Linked DNA regions of Homo sapiens: region 1 is linked to region 2. Evidence: read pairs that join two places in POLR2A ChIA-PET (ENCODE). Cell type or tissue: PC-9. All regions are shown on one strand. Each heading gives the region's core, and the rest is flanking DNA. Links, peaks and the distances in the headings are about the cores only. Region 1 overlaps KPNA7 (karyopherin subunit alpha 7). Region 2 holds the start of MYH16 (myosin heavy chain 16).

Evidence for each region. Peaks named below come from ENCODE experiments on the same cell type or tissue, not always from the same donor. Only the 100,000 strongest peaks of a DNase experiment are listed, where the experiment ranks them.
Region 1: POLR2A ChIA-PET joins it to region 2 with 8 read pairs; 3 of 35 experiments call an interaction of 5 or more read pairs at or near these places.

Annotation. Positions count from the first base shown.
Region 1 is chr7:99,195,696-99,198,609 of GRCh38, reverse strand. It overlaps KPNA7 (karyopherin subunit alpha 7), which reads left to right. Exons shown (of 11, transcript NM_001145715.3): 4 at 2,444-2,526. Among named protein-coding and RNA genes, the nearest start is that of KPNA7, 11 kb to the left of the region's middle. In PC-9, for the core only: no CTCF peak of the experiment used is centred there; no DNase peak of the experiment used is centred there; H3K27ac peaks cover 1,842 bases.
Region 2 is chr7:99,272,631-99,275,544 of GRCh38, reverse strand. It overlaps MYH16 (myosin heavy chain 16), which reads right to left and starts at 2,706. Exons shown (of 24, transcript NM_001431356.1): 1 at 2,468-2,706; 2 at 2,122-2,203. The coding sequence starts at 2,202. In PC-9, for the core only: CTCF peaks have their summits at 1,068 and 1,268 (motif pointing left); DNase peaks (open chromatin) are centred at 1,204, 1,404 and 2,354; H3K4me3 peaks cover 1,807 bases; H3K27ac peaks cover 2,500 bases.

The sequences.
Region 1 (2,914 bases), core at 205-2,704, 77 kb after region 2:
AGTTTGTTGAGTGTTTTTTTTTATTATGGAAGTATGTTGAATTTCATTAAATGTTTTTTCTGCATTGAGATGATCATGTGGGTTCCCCCCCCTTTATTAATACGGGGTACTATGTTGATTTTTTTTCACATGTTAAACCACTCCTGAATTCCTGAGTTAAATCCTAATTCATCATGATGACCAATATGTTGACCATATGTTTCATACGTTTAGGCATTTGGTTTCCTCCTATTTTGTTGAATTTTTGCATCAGTAGTTATAAGGGATATTAGCTTATACTTTTCTTGTAATATCCTTGGTTTGGTATCAGAGTAATACTAGCCTCTAAGAATGAGTGAGAATTTTTTTTTGTAAAGTTGGTAAAGTTTTTTTGTTGTTGTTTTTTTTGAGATGGAGTTTTACTCTTATCACCCAGGCTGGAGTGCAATGCTGCAATCTTGGCTCACTGCACCTCAGCTTTTTGGCCTTGATGCTTTCTGATAAGAAATCAGCTGTTAATCTTATTGAGGCTTTGTACATGAATTGCTTCTCTTTTGCTGGTTTCAATGTTTTTGATTCTGTAGTTTTGGCTTTCAACAGTTAGATTATAATATGTCTGGATCTTGGGATTTATTCCGTTTGGAGCTCATTGAACTTTTCAGATGTGTAGACTAATTATTCTATTGGATTTGGGAATTTCTTTGGCCATTATCTCTTTAAATATACTTTCTGCCTCTTTCCCTCTTCTCCTTCCTATTCTGCATTTGTTGGTATCCTTGATGATGTCCCACAGATCTCTAAAGATCTGTCAATTTTCATCTTCAGTCTCTCTTGTGTGTGTTATCTTCCTCAGACTGGATAATTCCAATTAACCTATCTTCAGCTTCACTGCTGCTTTATTATGTCTGCTTAAATCTGCTGTTAAGCCCCTTTAGTGAATTTTTGTTTCAGTTATTGTATTCTCCAATTCCAGAATTTGTATCTGGCTCCTTCCAATAACTGATATCTGTTCACTGATATTCTCTATTTAGTGTGACAGCATTGTTGCACTTTAGTTCTTTAGTCATGGTTTAGTTCTTTGACTATATTTAAAATCTTTGTCTAGTTCAACATCTGGTCTCCTCAGGGACTATTGCTATTGATTGCTTTTTTCACATATATATGTATATGTGTGTGTCACACTTTCTTTGCTTGTCTCACAATCTTTGTTGAAAACTAGTCATTTAAAATAGTGTGACAACTCTAGAAATCAGATTTTCCATTGCCCCAGGGTTTGCTGTTGTTGCTGGGTGTGCTCGTTTAGTAGTTTGAGCTAATTATCTAAAATCTGTATTTTTTTGTGATGTGTGGCTGCTGCAGTGTCTGCTTGGTTTGCTCAGTGGTCAACTAATAATTAGAGACTTATTTTAACACTTCGAACCACGAAGAAAAGAACACTCAATTTTTGCCAAGAAGCTCTGTGTTGGGGGCATGCGTTCACCACTCAGCCAGGCAGTTGACAATTCTGACGTAAGCCTTCACTTCCTGTTTGCACAGAGCTTCAAAGTCAGTGAGAGGGAAGAGCTGAGGGTCTTAGTTTTGTTGTTGTTGTTGTTGTTGTTGTTGTTGTTTTTAAGCATATGCATAGCCCTATACATGACATTCCCTTTCAAGTTTTTTTGTTAGCCTGTTGTTTATCCCAACTCTTATTCAACCTCTCAGGTAGCTGTGAAGTTAAACAACTTCCTCTGTTTTCAATGAACATTCTTAGGGAAAAGCCTTTTCATACTGACTAAGCTCTGAGTCAAAATAGTCTGTAAGTGGGATCTTTCAGGGAATGACCAGACAGATCAAATAATAATTTTCTGGGAATGAGGCTCCAAAGGAGGACCTACCTATTTTGCCTCTTCTGGTGGTTGGGAGGCTGTTGGTTTTTCACAATGATTGTGGACTGTTGGTTTTCAGGGTTACCATGGAGCTGAGGGTGGGTGGGAATAGGGCAAGTCAAAATGCCACAAAGCTCTCATGCTACTTACTGAGATTCAGCTGTCTTTCTTGGATAAACACTTCCTGGCTTGAATAAAACAATTGGCCGCAAGCCTTTGGTCAATTTCTACAGTGCTGAAAAAGTTGATTCTATTTTTGTCAGTTTTCTCTTTGCCTATGTGGAGGAGAGAATTTTTTGGATGTCCTTAGTCTGCCATTTTGTTTTGTATCCACTAGCACATTCTTACTGCACGGGATAAAAATGTTCTTGGGATCCAACTAATGATAGGAATTACTTCTCCCCTAAGCATGGGAAGGAACACACAGATCTGTGAGATCTGTGGACTATATTCTCCCCTCCCCAAATATAGAACAGCATGCAAGATGGGACATCCTGTTCAAGCCAGGCTGTTTTAATCAGATGGATGATGGCTAGAGTAGGTGATGTTTACAGCTCATTTTGGCAGACAGTCTGACCTGAATGTGTCTCTTCTTGCAGGTCAGCCTCACTCTGGGTGAAATAATCAAAGGTGTGAATAGCTCAGATCCAGTCCTATGTTTCCAGGCCACCCAGACAGCCAGGTATCTCCAAACAGACTTCTGCTGTTGCAGGTTCATAGTTAGCAATGAGCGTCAGTGATGGCTGGAGCGCCGGTGGCCTATTTGGTTTCTTGGCATTGGCAACATGCCCGTAAAACACAGGAAAAGGCTAGCCCATCTAAAAGACGAAATTGCTATTCTACACTGTCCTTGAGGGCAATTTAAAAGCTTCGATGTGTTGTCAGAGATGAATTGCTTAATTTACATTGGCCTCTACAGAAATTTCATCTTGTAGATAACACCTTAAAGGGGAAAATGTTGATTTAATACCGAAAAATGCTATCGGTTGAACACTAGGATCTTAAGTAGCTCCGGCCCAGCTATGTGGCTTATGTATAAAAGGAGGTTCTTTTTTTCTCTTTTGAGATGG
Region 2 (2,914 bases), core at 157-2,656:
CATAGTTACTTTAATAGGCAATTTAAAAAATGAAAACTCAAATCCACAATTTTGTGGGTAACATTTGCTTAGGATGAGATTAAAGCAGGTAAGACTACAAAGTTTCCTTTTAAAGTAAAAGTTGTGGCTGGGCACAGTGGCTCACGCCTGTAATTCCTGGAGGCTGGGGAGGATCACTTGAGATCAGGAGTTTGAGACTGGCTGGGGTAATGTAGCAAGACGCTGTCTCTACAAAAAATTTAAAAATGAGCTGGGCGGGCGCTGTGTACCTGTAATCTCAGCCATTTGGGAGGCTGAGGTGGGAGGATTGCTTGAGGCCAGGAGTTTGAGACCAGCCTGGGCAACATAGCAAGACCCTGTCTCTTCAAAAACAAAAATTAAAAATTAGCTGGGCATGGTGGCACACACCTATAGTCTGAGCTATTCGGGAGGCTGAGGTGGAAGGATCGCTTGAGCCCGGAGTTAGAGGCTGCAGTGAGCTATGATTGCATCACTGCACTCTAGCCTGGGCAACAGAGTGAGACCCTGTGTCAAAAAAAAATTTTTTTTTTCCAAAATAAAAAAGCGAGGCCAGGTGCAATGACTCACATCTATAATCCCAGCAGCACTTTGGGAGGCCAAGGCGGGTGGATCACCTGAGGTCAGGAGTTTGAGACCAGCCTGGCCAGCATGGTAAAACCCTGTCTCTACTAAAAATACAAAAATTAGCCAGGTAGGGTGGCAGATGCATGTAATCCCAGATACTCAGGAGGCTGAGGCAGGAGAATAACTTGAACCCGGGAGGCGGAGGTTGCAGTGAGCTGAGATTGTGCCCCTGCACTCCAGCCTGGGTGACAGAGTGAGACTCCGTCTCAAAAAAAAAAAAAAAAAAAAAAGTGAATTAATGTAAAGAAAGGTGAGTCATGGAACAGGCGGGGAAAGCCAGGCGGCACCGGCAACGCCTGGCCTTTGAGACATGCTCACCTAGATTCCTCTCCAATCCCAGGTCCTCCAGGGCCGGCCTGTGTGTGGATACATTTGGGGAAGCAGAACTTACTATTCCTCCCTTTCCATCTGTGGTGGGTGCTGATTGTTAGCTAGTTCTTTCCCATGGGGGAGTGTAAAGAAACTTCCTTGTGAGCTATGGAGGACTCAGGGCCACCCGAGATGACTCAGAGCCTGTCCCCACCCTCTGCGGGTCCTCCTTTCTCCTGAACATAGCTGCCTGGTGCCTGACTCCCTCTTCTGGTGCCCAGAGACATGTCCCTCTTAATGGTGGCCCCAGCACAGGCATGATTGGACCCATGTGCAGTGCCATGGCTGGTGGCCTCCTGCCTTGGTTGAGGGTGGCCTGGCTGCTTGGGACCTCTGTGGGTCCCACCACCTGGCTGACTCACATACCATACTCATTGCTGTTTCGGAAGAACAGGAAATGAGAGGTCGGACCTTATCATTTCCTGAGGTTCCCCCAGCTCTAAGCCAAGAACTCACTGGAGTTGAAGATGCCTCAACATGCCCAGGGGCAAGGAGTCAATAATCAAGCTCACTTTTTTTGGTGGGGGTGGTATGGCGCTCTCCATCTTAAGTGGATTTTATTTTGAGGGATGAGATGGAAGGCAGAAAGACACTTGCTCTCCTTTCCTTTCCTCTCTCCCTTCCTTTCCTCTCTCCCTTTCATCTCTCCCTTCCTTTCCTCTCTCCCTTCCTTTCCTCTCTGTCTTCCTTTCCTCTCTCCCTTCCTTTCCTCTCTGTCTTCCTTTCCTCTCTCCCTTCCTTTCCTCTCTCCCTTCCTTTCCTCTCTTTCTTACTTTCCTCTCTCTCTTCCTTTCTTTTCTTTTGAAATGGGGTCTCACTGTGTTGCCCAGGCTGGTCTCAAACTCCTGGCCTCAAGCAATCCTCCTGCCTCAGCCTCCCAAAGGGCTGGGATTACAGGTGTGAGCCACTGTGCCCGCCCCATGATTTTTCTTAGGGAGGAATTAGTCCCTGTCTGGACAGAGGCTAGATTTTTGTCTCTAAGGTGCCCTCATTTTCAAACTGTTCTTGCAGCCTCTCACTCCCGAGGGGCATCTCTGTCCAGGATCAAGCCCTCCCCCAGCCCATAGGCAGCAGCAGTCCCCCCTGGCCTGGCCCCTCGGCCCTCACCTTGTTGTACAGCTTCCACCAGCCCCAGAAACGGAGCTGCAGGAACTTGTGCACGTTCTGCTGAATGACTTTCAGGCCCATTCTGCGAAAAGAATCCAGGGTTGAGTGGGTTACAATGAAGGTGTTAGGACCTGGCTTCCCTGGGGAAGGGGTGGGGCCTGGGAATAGAAGCCAGCAGATCTACCTTGTTCAGACACCAAAGTGCCTTCTCGAGACCCAGCATTGCCCATGTGGTCTGCGGCAGGGAGACTCACGTTGGGGTCAGAGCTTAGCAGCACGATAAGGGAGCTGAGGTGAAACCTGATGGAACCAGGTCCCTCCCAGATGGCACAAGGCTGAGACATACCAGTCATTGACTCCTGCATTTTCCCTCCTCCACCAGAAATCACCCATTAGTCTCCAAATCCCATGGATCTGCAAAGTTGCTGGAATCTGCCCGTTTCTTGTTCCCTGCAGCTTCACTCAACTGCCATTTATTGAGGACCTCCTGTGCACCAAGGCCCTGGGCTGAATCAGGCCAAGATCCCTCACATCAGCCCCTAACTGGTATCCCTGCCTTCAGTCCAGGGCTGCAGGTGGCCTGCTGATGGGAACAGGAATTCATTACTAATTCTATGACCACAAAGAAATAGAGTGAATCACAGGTCATCTGGGATGGACCTACCTTTTTTTTTTTTGAGACAGGGTCTCACTCTGTTGCCCAGGCTAGAGTGCAATGGTGCAATTATGGCTCACTGGAACTTTGTACTCCCTGGCTCAAGCAATCCTCCTGCCTCAGCCTCCAAAGTAGCTG